Linked DNA regions of Mus musculus: region 2 is linked to region 1. The links are chromatin loops, found by intact Hi-C in ENCODE. Cell type or tissue: left cerebral cortex. All regions are shown on one strand. Each heading gives the region's core, and the rest is flanking DNA. Links, peaks and the distances in the headings are about the cores only.

What was found. Hi-C counts contacts between places; a loop is a spot of excess contacts. Peaks named below come from ENCODE experiments on the same cell type or tissue, not always from the same donor. Only the 100,000 strongest peaks of a DNase experiment are listed, where the experiment ranks them.
Region 2: a loop joins it to region 1, with 2.5 times the contacts of the local background. A loop is called at or near these places in 5 of 42 quality-filtered maps.

The regions. Positions count from the first base shown.
Region 1 is chr1:52,842,313-52,847,690 of GRCm38, forward strand. Hibch (3-hydroxyisobutyryl-Coenzyme A hydrolase) reads left to right here and starts at 2,726. Exons shown (of 14, transcript NM_146108.2): 1 at 2,726-2,832. The coding sequence starts at 2,798. In left cerebral cortex, for the core only: no CTCF peak of the experiment used is centred there; DNase peaks (open chromatin) are centred at 2,640, 3,538 and 3,769; H3K4me3 peaks cover 1,773 bases; H3K27ac peaks cover 489 bases.
Region 2 is chr1:52,797,373-52,802,725 of GRCm38, forward strand. Inpp1 (inositol polyphosphate-1-phosphatase) reads right to left here. Exons shown (of 6, transcript NM_008384.2): 2 at 1,913-2,164. The coding sequence starts at 2,116. Among named protein-coding and RNA genes, the nearest start is that of Inpp1, 18 kb to the right of the region's middle. In left cerebral cortex, for the core only: no CTCF peak of the experiment used is centred there; DNase peaks (open chromatin) are centred at 2,189, 2,647, 3,211 and 4,476; H3K4me3 peaks cover 680 bases; H3K27ac peaks cover 1,388 bases.

The sequences.
Region 1 (5,378 bases), core at 153-5,152:
TCGAGGACTAACTGCAGGTCAGGAATTCTTTGTGTCTTCCACTTGTATGGTGTCTGTTGGCTTCCTCTGTTCTCTAGCCACTATTATATTTGGTCCAGGACAGAAAGATCATTTCTGATCAAGTATCTTACAATATGCCAAAGACTAAGAATAACTTCTTTAAGGTCAGGGTATACTTCAGTGGATGACAAACACCCCTTTAATTTTTCACTCTGAAACTCTTCTCAGATTCCCTCATTTACTATTAATATGCCAACACGTTTTTGTTGATGTGCTTACAGCTAGACATCTGTATGAATCTAGAAGAAACTCAAGAGTAGTGGGTGTCTTGGTTAGGGTTTTACTGCTGTGATTAGACACTATGACCAAGGCAACTCTTATAAAGACAGCATTCAATTGGGGATGACTTACAGGTTCAGAGGTTCAGGCCACTATCATCAAGGTGGGAGTATGTCAACGTCCAGGCAGGCATGGTGCAGGAGAAGCTGAAAGTTCAATACCTTGTTTGGAAGACTGGCTTCCAAGCAGCTAGGACAAGGGTCTTAAAGCCCAGCCCACAATGACACAGTTCCTCTAACAAGGCTACACCTACTCCAACAAGGCCACACGTCCAAATAGTGCCACTCCTTTGGGCCAAGTATGTTCAAATCACCACAGTGGACAGTTAAATATGGGGTTTATTTAATAAGCTGCTTTCCAGAACAGGTATGTTTTCACTGATATTTCTAGTTTGTGAGCATTCTCTTAATCAGATATTTTGTCTCAGAGGAAGACTGAGGGATCTGTAACTTTTCTGAAGATAATTAGCAATGTTTCGAAGCAAGTTCAGCTATGTAGAGTACTAAACTCTGGTCTTTCCTCAATGTCAAATGCATCTCATATGTTTCTGACTCAAAGAACATTTAATTTACTTAGTTTTCCTAGACAGGGTCTTGCTGTGTAGCCCAGGTGACCATTCTGTTTCAGGTTTCTGAGTGCTGGAATTATAGGTGTGTGTCATCGGGTCTGGTTTAAATTTACCTTTTCATTAAAAAATTATTAAAATTACACAGCCAGGCATGGTGGCACATGCCTTTCATCCCAGCACTCGGGAGGCAGAGGCAGGTGGATTTCTGAGTTCGAGACCAGCCTGGTCTACAAAGTGAGCTCCAGGACAGCCAGGTCTATACAGAGAAACCCTGTCTCAAAAAACCAAAAAAAAAAAAAAAATTACACAAACTCCTTCAGATCAATTAATACCTGCTGATTAAACTTAAAAGCCAAACATAGATAATCAACTGGGCATTTCAAGACAGCCTAGTCTAGGGAGCAAACTCCTTTCCTTTCCATTTTTTAAAGTAAAAACCACTACCGTATTTATTGTTTCTCAATATTACAAAGAAAAGGCAATGCAATCTTTTTACATTAAATGTGGTAGTAAAAAAATTATATTTAAAGGTTTTTGAAATTTCTTATTAGATATTTTCTTTATTTACATTTCAAATGTTATCCCCTCTCTTCCTTTCCTTCTCCTATGGAAACCTCCTATCCCCTCCCCCTTCCCCCTGCTTCTGTGACAATGCTCCCCCAACCAACCAACCCCCCTCTCTGGCTTCCCCATCCTGGCATTCCCCTACACTGGGGCATCCAGCCTTCACAGGACCAAGGGCCTCTCCTCCCATTGATGCCTGACAAGGCCATCATCTGCTACATATGCACCTGGAGCCATGGGTCCCTCCATGTGTACTCTTTGGTTGGTGGTTTAGTCCCTGGGAGCTCTGGGGGTTCTGGTTGGTTGATATTGTTGTTTGTCCTATGGAGTTGCAAACCAATTCAGCTCCTTCATTCCTTTCTTTAACTCCTCCATTGGAGACCCTGTGCTCAGTCCAATAGTTGACTGTGAGCATCCACCTCTTTGTCAGGCTCTGACAGAGCCTCTCTGGAGATAGCTGTATCAGGCGCCTGTCAGCAAGCACTTGTTGGCACCTACAATAAAAAGTCTCTGGGTTTGGTGACTATATATGGAATGGATCCCCAGGTGGGGCATTCTCTGGATGGCCTTGCCTTCAGTCTCTGCTCCACACTTGCCTCTGTATTTCCTCCTGTGGGTATTTTATTTCCTCTTCTAAGAAGGACCAAAGCACCCACACTTTGGTCTTCCTTCTTCTTGAGCTTCTTGTGGTCGGTGAATTGTATCTTGCCGAGCCTTTGGGCTCATATCCATACTGTGTGTTCTTTTGTGATTGGGTCACCTTACTCAGGATTGATACTTTCTAGTTCCATCCATTTGCCTAAGAATTTCATGAAGTCATTGTTTTTAATGGCGGAGTAGTACTCCATTGTGTAAATGTACTACATTTTCTATCTCCATTCCTCTGTTGAAGGACATCTGGCTTCTTTCCAGCTTCTGGCTATTATAAATAAGTTTTTCTACTTTTCTCTTTGCTTTGGTTACTCACCTCTCAGCTTTCGTCTTGGCTCCTCCTCTTCCTCCTCCCCTCACTAGTTAACGCCCCTAGCCAGGACCCGCCCCACCTTTACCCGGCCTGGCCCTGTCTAGTGTGGCCCTGCCCACTGCTCTTGCTGGTTTCCTAACTGCTCCTGTTTTGCCCCGCCCCGCCCCGCCCGGCCGGGCCCGTGAGCGTAGCGCAGCGGAAGTGTAGGCGTTGGGCCGCTCTGGCCCACCGGAGGACTTGTCATCAGTGACCCCGGCTCTCCTCTGCTCTCATCGGCTGTGGGCGGGGCTGTGGGCGGGTCTAACTACCAGAGCCGGTGGAACCACTACACTCTGCTTCTTCTGCTCTTGGGTTTTTAGGCCATGGGGCAGCCATATGCGTGGCGGCTCCTGTCGAGGTGAGTTGGTGAGCAAGGCAGAGCTAAGGGCCGGCTTGGGGGAAAAGGCTCACAAGTGTCCCCGCAGGTCTCGCAGATCTAGTCGCCTTTGTATGGCAGCCTCTGCTTTGCTGCCCCGCGGCGACCTCAGCGGCGATCGCAACGACATGCGTCCTCTGACTTTGCTCTTTTTCTTGCAACAGCACCTTCATTTTCCGTCCTCTAGCATCTGTTAGGCCTTGACGTCCCACAACTTTCTCCCCCCTCCGTTTGTCTCCTATTTATTTTCTTTCTTGGAACTGGGCGCTGTGTGGGGACGTGCCACCTGATTTACTGTGTAGGGTATTTTCTTAAGTCACACAGAAATGACAGGTTGTGTACCTGGGCTCCGGGTAAGGAACTTGATTATTTCAGCTAGCAGTAGTAGCAGCGCAGGCAATTGGAACTCACAGAATAATGTTGTGACCATTTAGCGTGGCTTGACCGGAGCAGTGCAGATATTAACTTTCTAAGAGTGTCTCTCACTGCAATCGGACCTTGGCAGAAGGAAATGTGGTAGCACCCATTTTAGGAGCTTTGGCTAGTGTAATTCCTTTTCCCCAGTACCATACGCAAAAACTTCAATTTCCCCCCTGTGGAACTCTTCACTGAAGTACTTTTGGGCGATGAAATGTGTGCTGTTAGACATCTGTGCAGTCTAGGAGCATCTCAGACGTGGAACGCACCCTTGTTCCGTCTGCACGTTTCTTATGCCTTACAGTCTGTTGTGGAAGGTTCCTGCAAAGGCATAGAATGTTTCTTAGTTCTAAATGAGTAGTTACCAGTGGAGTTAGGGAGATGGTTCCGCGGTTTTAAGAGCCTATACTGCTCTTAAAGGACTGGCTAAGAGGACAAAGTTCTGCTTCCCGTGTGGCTCATAACTACCTTTAACTCCGTCTCCAAGGAATCTGATAGTTTCTTCTGGATCCATTGGACACTTGTACTTACATGGGCATACATATATACATAGTTAAAAACACATCTTAAGCCGCGCATGGTGGCGCACGCCTTGAATCCCAGTACTTGGGAGATAGAGGCAGGGATTTCTAAGTTCAAGGCCAGCCTGGTCTATAGAGTGAGTTCCAGGATAGCCAAGGCTACACAGAGAAGTCCTGTCTCAAAAAACAGAACAAAACAAAACATCTTAAAAAGAATAGTGCCTTTTTAGCAGAAAGCACCAACGATACTCAGGTATTTTTGTTACATGTAGAAGTTGCCTTGCTTCTCTTTTTTCTTTTGTGGTGAATAATAGCATCTGCTCACATAATCATTGTTGTTGCTTCTTGATGATGGCAAATTCTAAATTATTTGGGAACAATAATTTAGAGGCATGTATATTAACAAAGTTAACTTCATCTAGAAAGATTCTGTCATTACTGTGGTTCAGCTTGTCCCTATTTCACTCCACATTTCAACATGTAAAGTGCCAGGACCAAATTGGACAGTACTGATCTGAGGTCTCCCTTTCCTAGATCCAGTCCTGGGATAGCAAAAGGGATTGGAGACAAGGTCATGCAGTCAAGAGGAGCGGATTCCACAAACCTGGAGGGAGATCCGGAGAGTTTCTGGAAGGAAAGGGGCGGGTGTGCCTTGGTTGATGTGATTGGCTAATGCCATTGAACTTAGCCTTCCTTTGCTCCTCTGGTGCTGTCCTGTGTTCCTAACATTGCAGTGCCAGTTTAGCAGTTGGGTGGTTTTCTCTGTCTCAACAGCATTTCTTTAAGAAGAGAACTTTCAAATGTATTGTATAGTTGATTATTCTGAGTCCTATGCCGAATGCTTCAATTGTACTTCAAATGCAATTGAATTCAATTATATGTCAGCTAGATCTCTAAATGATCTCTATCACTCATTTTTGTCTTTTGTTGGATACTAAGCTATGAGTTTCATTGTGGCAGTTCTGTACACACTGTTTCTGTGTTTCTGTTGTTGGTTCTATCCCCACTCTCCTCCCCTGGCTGTCAGTGTGCTGGTCAGCCCTCCTCCTCTACTCCCTAGCTCTTCTGCTTCATGGCACTTTGGTCTTTTACTCTCATTCCCTCCCTACCATCCTGTAGCCTTCCCTTAAGAGATCCTTTTCTGCTCTCATGGTCCTGTTTTAGTTTAATGACCTACACTTACCATCAATCTCTCTCTCTCTCTCTCTCTCTCTCTCTCTCTCTCTCTCTCTCTCTCTCTCTCTCTCTAGCATCCACAGACATGCTGTATTTGTCTGAGCCTGGGATACATTGCTTAACATAGTGTGCTGACTAGCTTTCATGCCAACTTGATACTAGCTGGAATCATCTTAGAGGAGGGAATTTCAGTTCAGAAAATGCCTCCATCTGAGGGGGCTTTAGGTAATCCTGTAGGGCATTTTCTTAACTAGTGATTTACGTGGGAGGGCCTGGCTCTTTATGGATGGTGACATCCCTGTCCAGGTGGTCTGGGGTGTTAGAAGAAAGCATGCTTGTCATGAATATGCCATGACAAGCCCATAAGCAGCACTCCTACCTGGCCTGTTCATCAGCTCTTGCCTCCAGGTTCCT
Region 2 (5,353 bases), core at 1-5,000, 45 kb before region 1:
TCACACCAGAAGAGGGCATTGGATCCCATTAGATGATTATAATAATGTCACGTGGGTGCTTAGAATCTAACTCGGGTTCTCTGGAAGAGCAGCCAGTGCTCTTAACCACTAAGCCATCTCTCCAGTTCCTAAAATAATCTAAAGATGGAGAGAAGAGGCTGGAATTATTAGGTTTTAGAATTATATTAATATTAATTAGAATTATTATTATTGGAATTATTAGGTCTTAGGTTTTATTTCCATTTTCAGTTGCATCTCTGCACCTGTCAGGAATGTCATTACCTTTCAGGCTAGAAGATGACAGAAAAGAGAACAAGAAGAAAAAAGAAGAGAAATACTGTAGTAACCTGTGACCTAAGCATCAACACAGAGTGAACAGGGGACCAAATGAGGCTTTTGTCTCATCTCTGTGTCATGCTCAGATAAACACAGTTCATTCCTGACCCTGAGAAGACTCCCCCCACCCCACCCCCGCCCCCAAATACTGCTGACTGAGATGTTGCTGGTTTGGGGAAGGAGTTGCTTGACAGCCTTAAACTTGCCCATCCCAGAGGGTCAAACCACCAATGGCCACACCGCCTGCTACTCTTTTTTCTCTTTTGCAGAAGAGAACAGGCCTACAAGAGCTGGCAATCTGTCAGTTCCCCAGCCCCCACACCTGCTTACAGAGCTATTCAGAGGAATGCAGACAGAGGGGGCCTGAAATAGAAGTATCTAAAGCAGCTCAAATGGAAAGTATTTGTTTAATAAATTCTGGCATTACTTCATGAACAATTGCCTGGGCTTGTTCTATTGTTTAGAGGCACATATCAACCCATAAAATGTTGACATATATCCAGTCCAGTTGCCCAACCCGCCTTTGTATCCAAGGGTCTCCACTGGTAACAACAGAAAACAAGCTTCCTTCATTTAGCTCACCAAAGCCAGGTAGTAAAGGGCATGAAAAAATATATAGTCTATGGAGATTTTGTATAATTCATGTATTCTCTTCTCACACTGGTGGTCAAGATTTTACTGAATTCTACAGTAGTCCTCAGGTTTAAAAAGTTCAATAAAGATATTGAAGTGTTTTATATTATTTTCTATCATAAAGTTCCATCCTCCCAAATTTAAAAAAAAAAAAAAGAAGGTGGGGCGAGTTATATAAAAGACGACAGAATGCCCAGTGACACAGACTTAGAAACCATTTCCTATGTTGAAGAACTCAAGCTGTCATGCTGGGCAGCGTCAATTCAGGCAACTTACTCCAGCTCTCTGTGACAGCTTCATCCCAGTAGAACAATGGCTCTAACCTTACAGAATTCTTATAGGGGTAACAAAGTCAAGTCCATGCAGCCTCAGTGAGCACTGCTTGCTGGTGTTACTGCTACGACTCAAGAAGCCTGGCTTTTTCTAGCCATTTCCACACATAGAATCACAATCAGTGTTTGTCATGACCATATTTTTATAGTAGAATAAAGGGAGAGTTCGCCTAATTCCAAGCCCATAACCAAAGCAAAACATTAGATAAATGGTTTAGCTGAGAAGCCAAACACTGCTCTGAAATAAGTGGGTCAGAGCGTGGACACACAGAAGGAAGCGTCAGTGGCCCTCGGGAGCATGTAGCTCAGTGTGCTCTGGTGCAGAGAGCATATATTATTTATTAACAAGAAACCCATCAATAAGTAAGAGGGTCAATACCATATACTCAGGTTAGGAATCTGAGCACTCTCATCCTGTTTGCTTTTCTATACTTCAATGATTTCCTGCAAAGACCATTTTAATACTGTAATAAAAATAAGGCAAGGCTGCAAGGTGTTTGTTTGGACCTAAGAGAACATAAGAGTCAGTAAAAGGCCTGCTGTTTATTCTGAGGGAACCAGAGGAAGCACGGAGGCAGGTGTCCTGCAGCCACCGTGGCCTGACCTCTTACCTTGTTTTCCATGTTCTGTTTTATAACTTCCTGCACCAGCACATCCGCCAGGGTCTTGAAATCTGCAGCAAACTTCTTGTTCTTCTCTGCACCTTTCTTCTCCTCAATGAGCAGCTGGAAGAGGGTCTCCTGCTGCCTGCACGCCCTGGCGATGTTAGCAGCCTTCTCGGAGACACAGAGCAGCTCCAGGAGGATGTCTGACATTTCTAAAGCCTGCTTCTTTCTCAGCCTCACCCACCCTCTGGCTCACAGCTGCAAGAACACAAGAATATGAAAGAGAAAGCAGTTCAGGGATGATGTCAGGGCGTCTCTCCCACTAACACATAGCTGGCAGCAACCTGTCAGGGAAGCTGACCTGCTAGTGAGTCACCGCACATTTTCAGCGTGCAAGACTGCAGTTACAATCTAAAGATTGAAACAAACGTATTTCTCAAAAGTCTTGTAAACCAATTACACTCTTAAAGAAACTGAATGTTCAGTGAAAGAAAAAGAAAAAGCCTTGAATTAGAATTTATGTTACAGGGCCATAGCAAGACAGAGTGTCACGACGTCCGAGGAAAGGCAGATTGCTACAAGGTCCTTAATCATGACACAGCTTTATCTCAATTACATTGACGTAATTCTCTTCTCTGTGAGAATGGTGAGGGATGACAATCATGCTGCCAGATCCATGTGCTAAGTGGATGAGCAGCAGGCATTGTGTCTTCCAGACTCTGAGGCCGGTCTTGGGCAAGCACTATAAAGCAGCTCACAGCCAACTCCACTCAAACATTCCAGGGACATATTCCATCTGCCACCAAGTAGCAGCCTACACACCAAAGCAAGGGGACTTACACCTTGTTGGACTTGAGAAGTTCTGTCTTCTAAGAACCATGTAGTATGCCTACATCATTATTTCTATTCTTTATTTCTTCTCTCTCTCTCTCTCTCCCTCTCTCTCTCTCTCTCTCTTTCTTTCTTTCTTTCTAGACCTGGCTGTCCTGGAACTCATTCTGTAGACCAGGGTAGCCTGGAACTCAAAAGATTCGTCTGCGTCTGCCTCCCAAATGCTAGGGCTAAAGGTGTGTGCACCACACCTGGCTCCTATCTACTGGTGCTGCCTCAAAATGCTTCTGTGGTCCTCTTCCTGTTCAAAGCCTGAGTCGTTCTGCTTCCTCTGTCGTGAGATTACCCTGCCCTGTGTGACATACAGTTTGGAAACGGAAGCTTAGAGGGTTGAGCAACTTCTAAAAAAGGTTACACAAGACTAAAACATGGGGCTCAGAACTGCCCCCACACACCCCACATCAGGTTTCTTTATTATCACAACAGTTTCCTCTATGAAAAGAAGCTTGAGGCTGGGAACCACTCAGCTGTGAAAACACTGATGTGGGGGTGTGGCAAACTGTTAGAGCCTGCTTGTCTTAAGTCTGTTCAAAAAACAATTTTTTTTTCTTCCTGAGGAAATATGTTCCTCAACAGAAATAAAGGAAAGATGACCAACACGGAGAGATGTCCCTTGTCACAACTGCAGTTGCTTTACTGCCAGTGGTCGTCTCTGGAAGGCAGTAGTAGACAGGTGCTAACTCCCTGACACTGGAAACACACAGGCTTCCAGGGAGCTGCTGTCATAACTGTACCAAATCCCACCCAGGGCCCTCTTTCCTCAGTCAGTAACCTTAAGTCTTTCCCTAATCTCTGGTAAGAAAATAAGAGTTAAAATATCTTCATACAAGGTAGATTAAAATTATTTAAAGTAGCAAAGATGTTAAATAAACATGTTTTGTTTTGCTTTTGGGGCAGGTTCGCTCTCACGTTGTCAGATCTACTAGATAATATAGAAGAATTCAAGCAAACAGGGCTCCTTAAAAGCCCTTTATTCTTTATTTCAGATTCAAACCTGTTAGAAGATTCATGTACTTTGTTCTGGACCTATACATTAAGAAAAGTGGCATTCATAGAGCCAAGCCACTTGAACTCAGAAATAATTTACTGCATCCATTATATAAATACTAGCCACAAATGATGTCATAGAACAACACAGAGATGCATGCATAGTCTCACTGTAGCACATGAGCCACAAGAGTAGAAAGGTGGTGACCATAACTTGATTTATTAGCAAACATTCTGCATTATTGTAAGAGCAAAGAGCCAATGAACCAAGGGTATATAATGTAAGTTCCTTCTCATTTGGAAGAAGCATGGTGACACAAAGGAATACACTCCGGACTTGAGCAAGTTATCACATTCAACAGCATTAAATCTAATCTTTATCCCTCCCCCCATCTTTTTTTTTTTTTAATCTGAAAAAATACTGTAAGCTTCGGGTAAGAAAATACTGGGTAAGTTTCCACCCAGCCACCCCAGGGAACCCAGAGTTCCCCCACTTTGGTCCTGACTTCTCCTAGTAATGGTCATTTCCCTGCCTGAGCGGATATTACAAGTACAGGATGTAGCAGGTATAGGAACCTGGGCCACGAGGCGAGAATGCTCAGCTGTGAGCTGCACACTGATGCTCCAGAGGTCTGGGCTCTAGACGTTCATAGTTCCACTTCTGAGTTTTCAGGTCCTGAGTCACCCTGCTGTGTCAACTGTACCCTCTTTTTCTTCTGGCCCAGGATACCACTGTCACATTTTGTCAGACTCCAAGTTCCTTGTCCAGTTTCAGTTGAGACTTTCTCCAGCCAGCATAACCAACACGGCACTTCTCCAGCTCACTTCCTTTCTCTGGGGCCCCAGGTCTCCAGAAAACAACCTACATACAGAACTTTCTGAATTTCCAGCAGTGCTCCAAGTCTGTAGTGCTCCACGTCTGTAGTGCTCCATGTCTGTAGTGCTCCAAGTCTGTAGTCCTTGCTTGGGAAAGATGAAAGCAGGTGGGTAGTTTTCGGCCAGCTGGGATAACATAGCAAGTTCTTTGTCTCCGTGTACAACTTTCTAATTAGATGGTTGACCTACTACTTGCTGGGAGGAAAGCTCATTTCTTCTCCCAAACTCACCCTTAAGGGTTTCTGTAAACTCCATTTTTATCTCTGCCCATTTATCTTAAGTTCATTCAAGCAAGTAAGAAAATAGCCTTGGGCATTTAACCCATACCTGGAATTCTTGCGACGAGTTGTATATGAAAAGAATTGGGGGCAACACTGGCACAAATTTCTTCAGGTTTCTATGGAAATTATCTTTCAAATAACTTTAAAACGCAAATGTAATTTATTTGCCTTACTCACTCTATACAGCCTCTGTTGGTAGGAGCCTTAGTGAAACCTTACAGGGAAGATGACTCACATTCAGGGTTAGGCAAGTTTGTTGTTGGTAGTGGTTGCTTTTATTTTTAGGTAGGTGTGTAGGTGTGTGTGTGTACACGTGTACATATGCACGTGTATGCACTTGTGTTATTAGAGTAAAGGCATAAGCATGCCTGATAAATACTCTATACCAAGCTACACTCCTGGCTTTTGGATT